Regions from separate parts of the Homo sapiens genome. Here region 1 is linked to region 2. Evidence: read pairs that join two places in POLR2A ChIA-PET (ENCODE). Cell type or tissue: A673. All regions are shown on one strand. Each heading gives the region's core, and the rest is flanking DNA. Links, peaks and the distances in the headings are about the cores only.

Evidence for each region. ChIA-PET counts read pairs that join two places held together with the same protein. Peaks named below come from ENCODE experiments on the same cell type or tissue, not always from the same donor. Only the 100,000 strongest peaks of a DNase experiment are listed, where the experiment ranks them.
Region 1: POLR2A ChIA-PET joins it to region 2 with 5 read pairs; 5 of 35 experiments call an interaction of 5 or more read pairs at or near these places.

What each region holds. Positions count from the first base shown.
Region 1 is chr3:16,415,025-16,419,419 of GRCh38, forward strand. The region is part of intron 3 of RFTN1 (raftlin, lipid raft linker 1); the gene reads right to left. Among named protein-coding and RNA genes, the nearest start is that of RFTN1, 96 kb to the right of the region's middle. RefSeq lists an enhancer at 1-62. In A673, for the core only: no CTCF peak of the experiment used is centred there; no DNase peak of the experiment used is centred there.
Region 2 is chr3:16,474,897-16,479,291 of GRCh38, forward strand. The region is part of intron 2 of RFTN1 (raftlin, lipid raft linker 1); the gene reads right to left. It overlaps LOC124906219 (a long non-coding RNA gene), which reads left to right. Exons shown (of 3, transcript XR_007095839.1): 2 at 2,089-2,192. Among named protein-coding and RNA genes, the nearest start is that of RFTN1, 37 kb to the right of the region's middle. In A673, for the core only: no CTCF peak of the experiment used is centred there; a DNase peak (open chromatin) is centred at 1,985.

The sequences.
Region 1 (4,395 bases), core at 184-4,183, 60 kb before region 2:
TTTAAAAGGATCCCTCTGGCTGTAAGGGGCAGCCAGAAGCCCATCTAAGTGGTCCAGGCAAGGGATGATGATGGCTCAGAGTGGGTTGGCAACAGTGTCCTAGCAGCAGTGAGAAGTGCTGGGTTCCAGTTATATTTTCAAGGTAAAACCTTCAAGATTTTCATATGAACAGGTTGTGGGGTGTGGAAGGAGGAAAGCAGATGAAGATGACTCCAAGGATCTTTGCCTTAGCAACTGGGAGAATGGATGACTTTGCCAGAACTATCATGGGGAAGGGTTGGGTGGCACAGGCTTAGGGGGGAAGAAAGATAATTCAAGTTTCAGATATGTTGAATATGACATATCCAGAAGACATCCAAGTTGAGATGTCTGGTAGACAGTTGAGTATATATATATATATATATATACACACACACACACACATATATACTTGAATATATATACTGAAGTCTGGACTGCAGGAGAACGGTCTGGACTGCAGCTGGAGATATAAATTTAGGAGTCATCAGTCTCCCAGGTATTACTTAAAGCATGAGGCTAAATGAGCTCTCCATTAATGTAGCAAGAGAAGGGTTAAGAATTTAATTTTGGGACCCTCCACCATGAAGAGGGTGGGGTGAAAAGAGGAACAAACAGCCAAGGAGCTAAAGAAAGAATAACCAGGGAAGAAGGAAGAAAACAAAGAGAACACGTTTGTTTTCCTGGAAGCAAGGAAGCAAGGAAGCAAGTCAAGGAGAAGGGTATGAGACATCCTGTCAATTTCCTCAATTAACAAATTTATAATCTTCTCTCCAAGTTACTTATCCTCTTGAAATCCCAAGAGGGAAACTGAATTTAATCCACCCTATGCAAATAGGTGTGAAGAAATCTGTTAATCTGTTTATCTGTTTATATGATTATCTGGCAGATAATCATATAAATTGGGCAGATTGTCAAATTTAAATTTTGATTTGGGTTCAGAATAGCTTGGCTCCTTGAAAAAAAAAAATCATCATCTTGCTGCTGAGTCATTTCTCAGAAACAGCCTGGGGAAAAATTAACTAAAAAGAGCTCTGACCCATCTTACATCTTGGGACCCCCCACTTACACAGAGCACTGGAGATTTGAGAGGCTGTATTTCACCATTCCAAAGGAATTTTCTGAAAGGAGTGAGAATAAAAGGGTACTACTGGCAGAGATGTGATTTCCTGAAAATCAAGAATGAATAGGACAAAATGAACTCGAATCCTTAGAGTGTAGCAACATAGTTTTAATAATGCACATAAACAGAGTGGTTCTGATTGCTGGAGGCAATGGAGAAGCAACTAAGACATCTGAGCCCCGTTAAGTTTTAAAAAGCCATCACAACATGACAACTAAATGCAGTATAGTACCCTGGATTGGATCCTGGAACTGAAAAAGGACATTAATAGAAAAATGGTAAAATCTACGGTTTAATTAACAGTGAAGTACCAATGTCAATTTCTTAGTTTGACAAACATAGTATGGTAATGTAAGATATTAATGGTGGTGGGAAACTTGGGGAAGTGCATATGAGAATTCTCTGGAATACCTTTGCAACTTTTCTGTTAAATCTCAAGTTATTCCTAGGCAGGGTATGTTGTATCTGCCACTCTCCTAGAGATTTTCCTTGGGACATAACTGAACAAGTCCATGGAAAAGGGAAAAATAGAAAGAATGACTTATAAAGATGAGTAATGTAGACTCTTGTATTCTAAGAGGAAAATAAACCTTCAAGGAAAAAGACCAGGGATAATGAAATGAAAGAATGGGGTCTATGCTTCCTCTGGTCAGAAAAACTCAAAACTACTTCCAACTTCTTGCTTTCCTTACTTTTAAAAATTTTTTTATTATGATAAAATACACATCACATAACATTTACCATTTTAATCATTTTTAAGTGTACAATTCAGTGGCGTTAAGTACCTTCACAATGTTGTGCAACCACCATCACTACCCATTTCCAGAACTTGTTTTTCTTTTTCTTTTTTTTTTTTTTTTTGAGACAGGGTCTCACTCTGTTGCCCAGGCTGAAGTGCGGTGGCATGATCAAGGGCTCACTGCAGCCTCAACTTCCTGGGCTCAAGCAATCCTCCCACCTCAGCCCCCCAAGTAGCTGGGACTACAGGCACATGCTACCATGTCTGGCTAATTTTTTTTTTTTTGAATTTTAGTAAAGATGAGTTCTCCCTACGTTGCCCAGGCCATCAAGTGATCCTCCCGCCTCAGCCTCCTAAAGTGCTGAGAATACAGGCATCAGCCACCGCACCCGGCCTCCAGAACTTCTCTGTCATTCCAAACAGTCCTCATTTCTTTAACACCTTATATCTAGAACTTGGGCCAAAACTGAATGTGAACAAGTAAAAAAACCACACACACATTAAATAATGCTTGTCAGACAAACATATGAAAGTAGATTTGGACACTGAGCACTTGTACACAAATGTCAACACAACTGGCCACAGATGTCAGGGTCGTTTCAGAACATGATAAAAGACCCCTATTCTGTGTCAGGTTGACCTCATTACTCATACACAAACATCAACTGTAAAACTGTGTGCAAACTCAGAGATGTACCTGGAGATCTTCACTCACCACCACCCTAGCGTCTGCCAAGGGTGGTGTAGTCATTCTCCAGGCAGGGGAAGGGTCAGATGGCCAAACTAGCGCTGTAAACTCAAACGCCCATGGGCAACGAGTGAAAGATTCTTTCTGAAACCAAAGCACATAATCTAGACATTTTGTTCTCATATAAAAGCCTGCAGCTTTGGCCTTCCAGCTCAAGCAATCCTCCCACCTCACCCTCCTAAGTAGCTGGGACTACAGGCGTGTACCACCACACCCAGCTAATATTTATATTTTTTATAGAGACAGGGTTTTGCCATGTTGCCCAGGCTGGTCTCAAATTCCTGGGCTCAAGTGAACCTCCAGCTCGGCATCCCAAAGTTCTGGGATTACAGGTGTGAGCAACCATGCCCGGCCTTGTCTGACCCATTTAAACAGCCCCTCACTCTGCTCTCACAGTGGTGGGACCTAACCCTTTCCTAAGACATTAAAATAGCATTGTTGTAACAAGTACTGCTAACACTTATGAGTGCTTTCAATATTGGTAATTATCACAGGCAAAACAGTTAACCCTCAAATCACTGACAAAGTGCCAAGTAGTAAGTTGAATATGCATTTTGGTCTCATGGGAAGATCTAAAATGAGGCCACTAAAAAACAATTGCCTGTCGAAAAACTATTATAAACTATACTTCTAAAAAATAAGCATGTGACTAAAAACTATGATACACATTACTTTTAAATAATAAACATGTAATAAATCCCATTTTGGCTCATAAATCCCTTAGATCTCTTCAAAGACCATGAGTTTAAACGATGTCTTCTTTTTCCCAGGACAACAGGCAGTTATGAAAAGGAGAGAGAATGTGCAGTTCATCAGTAGGGTTATTTTTGCTTCATTTAGAAATAATCAAAAAAAAATGGTGACAAACACAAACAGATTACTAGGCACTTCTCCAGCCAGGAAAAAAAATACTAAACGTCAGTTGACAAAAACAAATTCTCTATCTCTGGGAAACAGGAAGGAATTTTAAGATTTTTGTTTCCCAAAGCAACACCAAGCTCAAATAGAATAATCAGAACAGCTTATTTTTTTTTTTTTAAAGAAGTATTAGGGAGAGAAATGAGCTAGAGATCTGAAAGAGATTTGTCAATGAAAGAAAAAGAAAGCTATTCCTAGTTTCATTAACTTACGTATAACTAATGACAATAAAAATCTCCACTTATTCATTTGTCTATCCATCACCTGCTTGACTGCTGACCACATATGAGGGATTGAAGGCACTGCCCTCAAGTCTAGATCCTGCCCTCAAGTCTAGATAGACTGTGTATAAACAGAAGTGCTATGAGAATTCAATTATTTCCAGTGTCAAGGATCAGGGGAAAATTTAAGGAGCAAGGCGTGTGTGGGCTGAGTCTTTGAGTCTGTATGGAAGTTAGTCATGGGACAATGGATAAAAGGACATTCTAGGCCTGAGAACAGAAATTAATGAAGACCTAGATTGAGAAAAGCATGAGTTATATGATGGAAATAATAAATAGGTCAGTTAGGCAAAAGGTGTGTGAAGGTGCGGGTTGCCTGTAACTCAGCAGAGGCTGTAATGATGAGCCTAGGGAACGTGTGGGTGAATCCACTGTTAGAACGAGTCTGTGACTGTGGGCTCTGCAGTGACCGGGGCAGAATAGTGGGAAACAAAGTTACTGAGAAAGGACGGTACTCGCCTTAACTGTGAAGTAAAGAAGAGTCATGGGTGGCCTTAGAGAGAAAGATACTATGACAGATTCTGGGAAGATTAAGCAGGCGGCAGTGTGTATGATGTAGGAAGGGGGG
Region 2 (4,395 bases), core at 158-4,157:
CTCTCCTCTTAAACCTAGTGATATGGTTTGGATATTTGTCCCCTCCAAATCTCATATTGATATTTGATCTCCCACGTTGGAGGTGGGGCCTAGTGGGAGGTGTTTGGGTCATAGGGGCGGATCCCTCACGAAAGGCTTGCTGTCCTCCTTCGAGGTAATGAGTGAGTTCACGTGAGAACTGGTTGTTTAAAAGAGCATGGCACCTCCTCGTCTCTTGCTTCCTCTCTCACCATGTGACACACCAGCTCCCCTTCCACTTGCACAATGTTTGGAAGCTCCTGGAAGCCCTCACCAGAAGCAGATGCTGACGCCATGCTTCTTGTACAGCTGGTGGAATCATAATCCAAATAAACTTTTTTTCTTTATAAATTGCCCAGTTTCAAGTATTCTTTTATGGCAATACAAACAGACCAAGACACCTAGTATGTTTAGAGTTTTGCTTACCAGCCCCACAATTTTTGAATCTGCAGATTTGGAGCTGCTGGTTCCCAAGAGAGGAATGCTTCCTCCAGGAGACACTGCAATGGTTTTACTGAACTAGAAGTTGAGATTGCCCCTTGGCTATTTTAGACTACCAATGCCACAGAAACAAAAGGCAAAGAAGGCAATTACCCTACTGGGTGAGGTGAATGATCCCAATTTCCACAGGGAAACTGGACTGGTGCCATTGCTGCCATACAACAGGGGCAGAGAAGAGTATGCCTGGCACCTGGAGAGTCTCTAGAGTGCCTCTTGGTACTTCCATGTCCAAGAGTAAAAATCAATGGAAAACTAAAGCAACTAACAGACACACAGAGAGAATCACTGAGGATTGAGATCCCTAGGTTATTCCACCGGGTAATAAATAAACCTCTGCCACAGAAGGTGCTGGCTGAGGGCAAAAGCCAAGTCCCAGCAGTCACGGTTTCCATATTGAAGCAATGTTAATTCCTCCTCTCATTCCACCAATCCCAGATAAATATTCTATATCCTACAGACTGAACCAGGAAAATAATTTATGCCACCCAGAGACAGACACCATGCCAACTGGGACTTTTTGTCTTCCCTTAAGAGTGTGAATACTGCATGAAGCATAGACACATCATAGGCAGAAACAAAGCTGTCCTGCTGTTGTGCCAAGTTGAAAATGTGCAGGAGGATATGTGAATGCTGAGAATCTGAAGGGTTGGACTGTGCTGGTCATTTAGTTGCCATCTTTCTGATCCAAGTCTGACCTGTGTGGTGGGGCGAGGACTGTGCAAACTGCATCCTCGCTTTGCCAGTTGAATTTCTATTGGGTTCTGCCAGTAGGGGCTCAAGATGGAGAAGGCAGAGGGGAACCTTAAAGTCAATATACCTTTACAGAAAGCTGGTGTGCATGTGCAAGAGTTTTAAATTATTCTGAATTATTGCATTTTCATATTAATCATTCACTCATTCAGTCATTCAACAAGCATCCTCAGCACTGAGGCCCTAAGGATTTAGCTGCTTAGAGAACAAGGACAAACCATGCCCTCATGGAGCTTACCATTATGGTTGGAGGACATGGTAAATACCACATAAACAATAATATGATTTCAGATGATCGTAAGTTCCACAAAGAAAATAAGATAGAAACAGAGGTTGACAGTGAGTTGGGCAAGGAAAGAGGCTGTTTGGGGCAAGGTGGTAAAAGAAGGCCTCTCTGAAAAGCTAGCATTTAGGCAGAGACTATAAGGATGGGAGGGAAGAGTGAATGAACTGGGAGAAGACCTGGGACCCAAGGCTTCTAGGCAGAGGGGCTCCATTACCCCATCAGAGAGAAACACCCTGGGTCATGTGCTATAAGAGGTATTTGGAGCAATGCCACAGTCGAAGGAGACTCACCATCGTGGGGGAAACTGTTTGTTTACTTTCAGCAAATCCTACAAATCAGATATAGCTTAGTGGTTGAGTTCATGTCCTCACTCTGGCATGTGGTTATTTTTCTTTACTTTCAATTTACATTGCAAGCCTGGAGAGAAATGAATTACATCCCCCTGGGTTTCTCTGTTCCGTACAATTAAGAAAAGCTATTTCTTAGTCATAAGGCGGATGACGACACCAAGATTTCCCATTTTCTCTCCACAGGGAGGCTGTCATCACTCAATATTAATTGATCCTACTTTTCATCCATAAAGCAGGGGCTGAAACAAATTTTTGGTCACAAAAATGGCAACTATTACACTATTAAGGTAAATTATTAATGGTGCCTCCATTAAAGCACACTCCTGCTCACATGGCATCAGCTACCTCAATGCATGGTTGTTTCTTTAATGGGGAAAAAGGAGTAAATTATTTGGTTTTTTTCCTGAAACTGGATTAATCACCTGCACCTATCTCATTTAAGGTTGCTGGGGATTTTCCACAGTTTCATCACAACTGAGAACACACAGATAGGGCTGTAATATGTCTTGAATTCCCAGCAGGAAAGTGTGTCAATTGAATGCAATTTTATTTTTCTGCTAGAGAGCAGATAAAGTGAAAACAGCAAGAAGACACAAGAAACTTTCACAAGTTGAGGAGAGCTAGTATCATTTAAAAAAATGTTTCCCTAGACAAATAATTTGATGCTTATTTTTAGAGAGGCTGTGGTGGTGCTGAATTAGGGAAACCTAGTTTAAAAAAAGAAAAGAAAAAGGAGAAAAACAACCAAGTTGTATCTACAAATAAACAACCTGCAATGAATCAGGGACATATGGGAAGAGCCAAACCTCATTACCACTGACGGCAGCGACCAGATGCTGGCACCCAGGAAAAAACAATTTTCCTATTCAAGGGAGGGCTCTGCTGCCCACACTTCCAATTCCTTCTCATTTATTTACATGAGTGCTAGGGCCTTGTGGAAGGCTAACCACAGGACATTTGCATCTCATCAATATGTTTAAATGTCACAAATCTTGACTTTCACAGCTGAAAGCCAGGCTTAGCCACTTACAACCAGGCTGATGAATAACTGGTTGACGCAGAAGGCATTTCTTAAACATATAATTTAATCTGAGAAGTGATGAGCTCTGCTCAACAGGCCCATGGCATGAAATTAGAAAAACATGCTAAGCATGTGTCTCCACAGTATCAAAGAAATGACAAAAATGGAAAAATCAACACAGTGATCATTTGCTTCTAGATTAGCAGAAGAACATCGTAGGGACCACTCTTGTTGATGGTCTTTAAAGGACCATCGCTCCCATCTCCCAGGTGCTGTGTGGTGGCTGCTAAGCACTCACAGCTGCCCCTTCCTCTGGAAAATTGTCCCCAACCAAACAGGAGCTTCCTGGGGGAGTTTAAGTGACTTGAGAGTGTCACAAAAACTATTAATGTGACCCCTTTGTTATACTCACTGTGACACAGACTGTGGGCTGTGTCAATTAAAACCCATTTCCACCTCTTTCTAGCTAATCTTCCTGAAATATAGAGCCCGGGGGCCAAAAGCTACATTTCCCATCTCCCAATAAGGAAACTGAGGCACAGAGAAGTGAAGTGACTTTCTCAAGCTCACACAGCTAATAAGCAGCAGAGCCAGAATTTGAAACCAGGTTGGTTCAAGAGTCTGTGCTCCCAACAACTCCATGATGTTGTCTCTCATATAGAAGCAAGACTTTTTAACATAAACTGCCTGCATTATTAATATATAACAAATTACCACAAAACAGTGGCTTAAAACAACATTTATTTTCTCACAGTTTCTGTGAGTCAGGAATCCAGGTGCAGCTTATCTGGGTGCCTCTGGCTCAAAATCTTTCATGAGGTTGCCTGAGGACATTGGCCAGGGCTGAAGTCATCTCAAGGCTCCACTGGGGGAAGATCCACTTCCAAGCTCATGCACACAGTTGTTGAGCAAGATTCAGATTCACTTTCCCCAGGGCTATTGGGCTTAGGGCCCCAATTCCTCACTGCCTGTTCACAGGAAGCCTCCCTCAGTTCCTTGCCACATGGGTCTCTCCACAGGTCAGCTCACAACACGGCAACCAGTTTCCTTCAGGGGAGTAATCAAGAGAGAGCGGGAGAGTGCAAGATGGAAGCTACAATCTTTTTGTAACCTAATCTCGGAAGTGATAACCCATCACTTTTGCTGTATCCTGTTCACTAGAAGCAATTCACTAGGTACACAAGGCCGTGGATACCAGTAGGCAGGGGTCACTGGGGGCCATCTTGGCAGATGTCCACCATGCTACTTGATATCATAACACTAATGAGCAGGAAAGTTGAGTTAAAGTTGCTTTTTCATTAGGTAACTTGGCTCCCAAACCCAAGCACTGTATAGTACTCTAACATTCCTTGCAGGTAGGAGAACAAAACCTTGGCTGGTTCACCCCTCAGGGACACTGATCCCCATCACTTGCCTTAAGCCACTTCTGAATTCACACTTTATATCCAAGAAAGTAAATGGTATTAAGA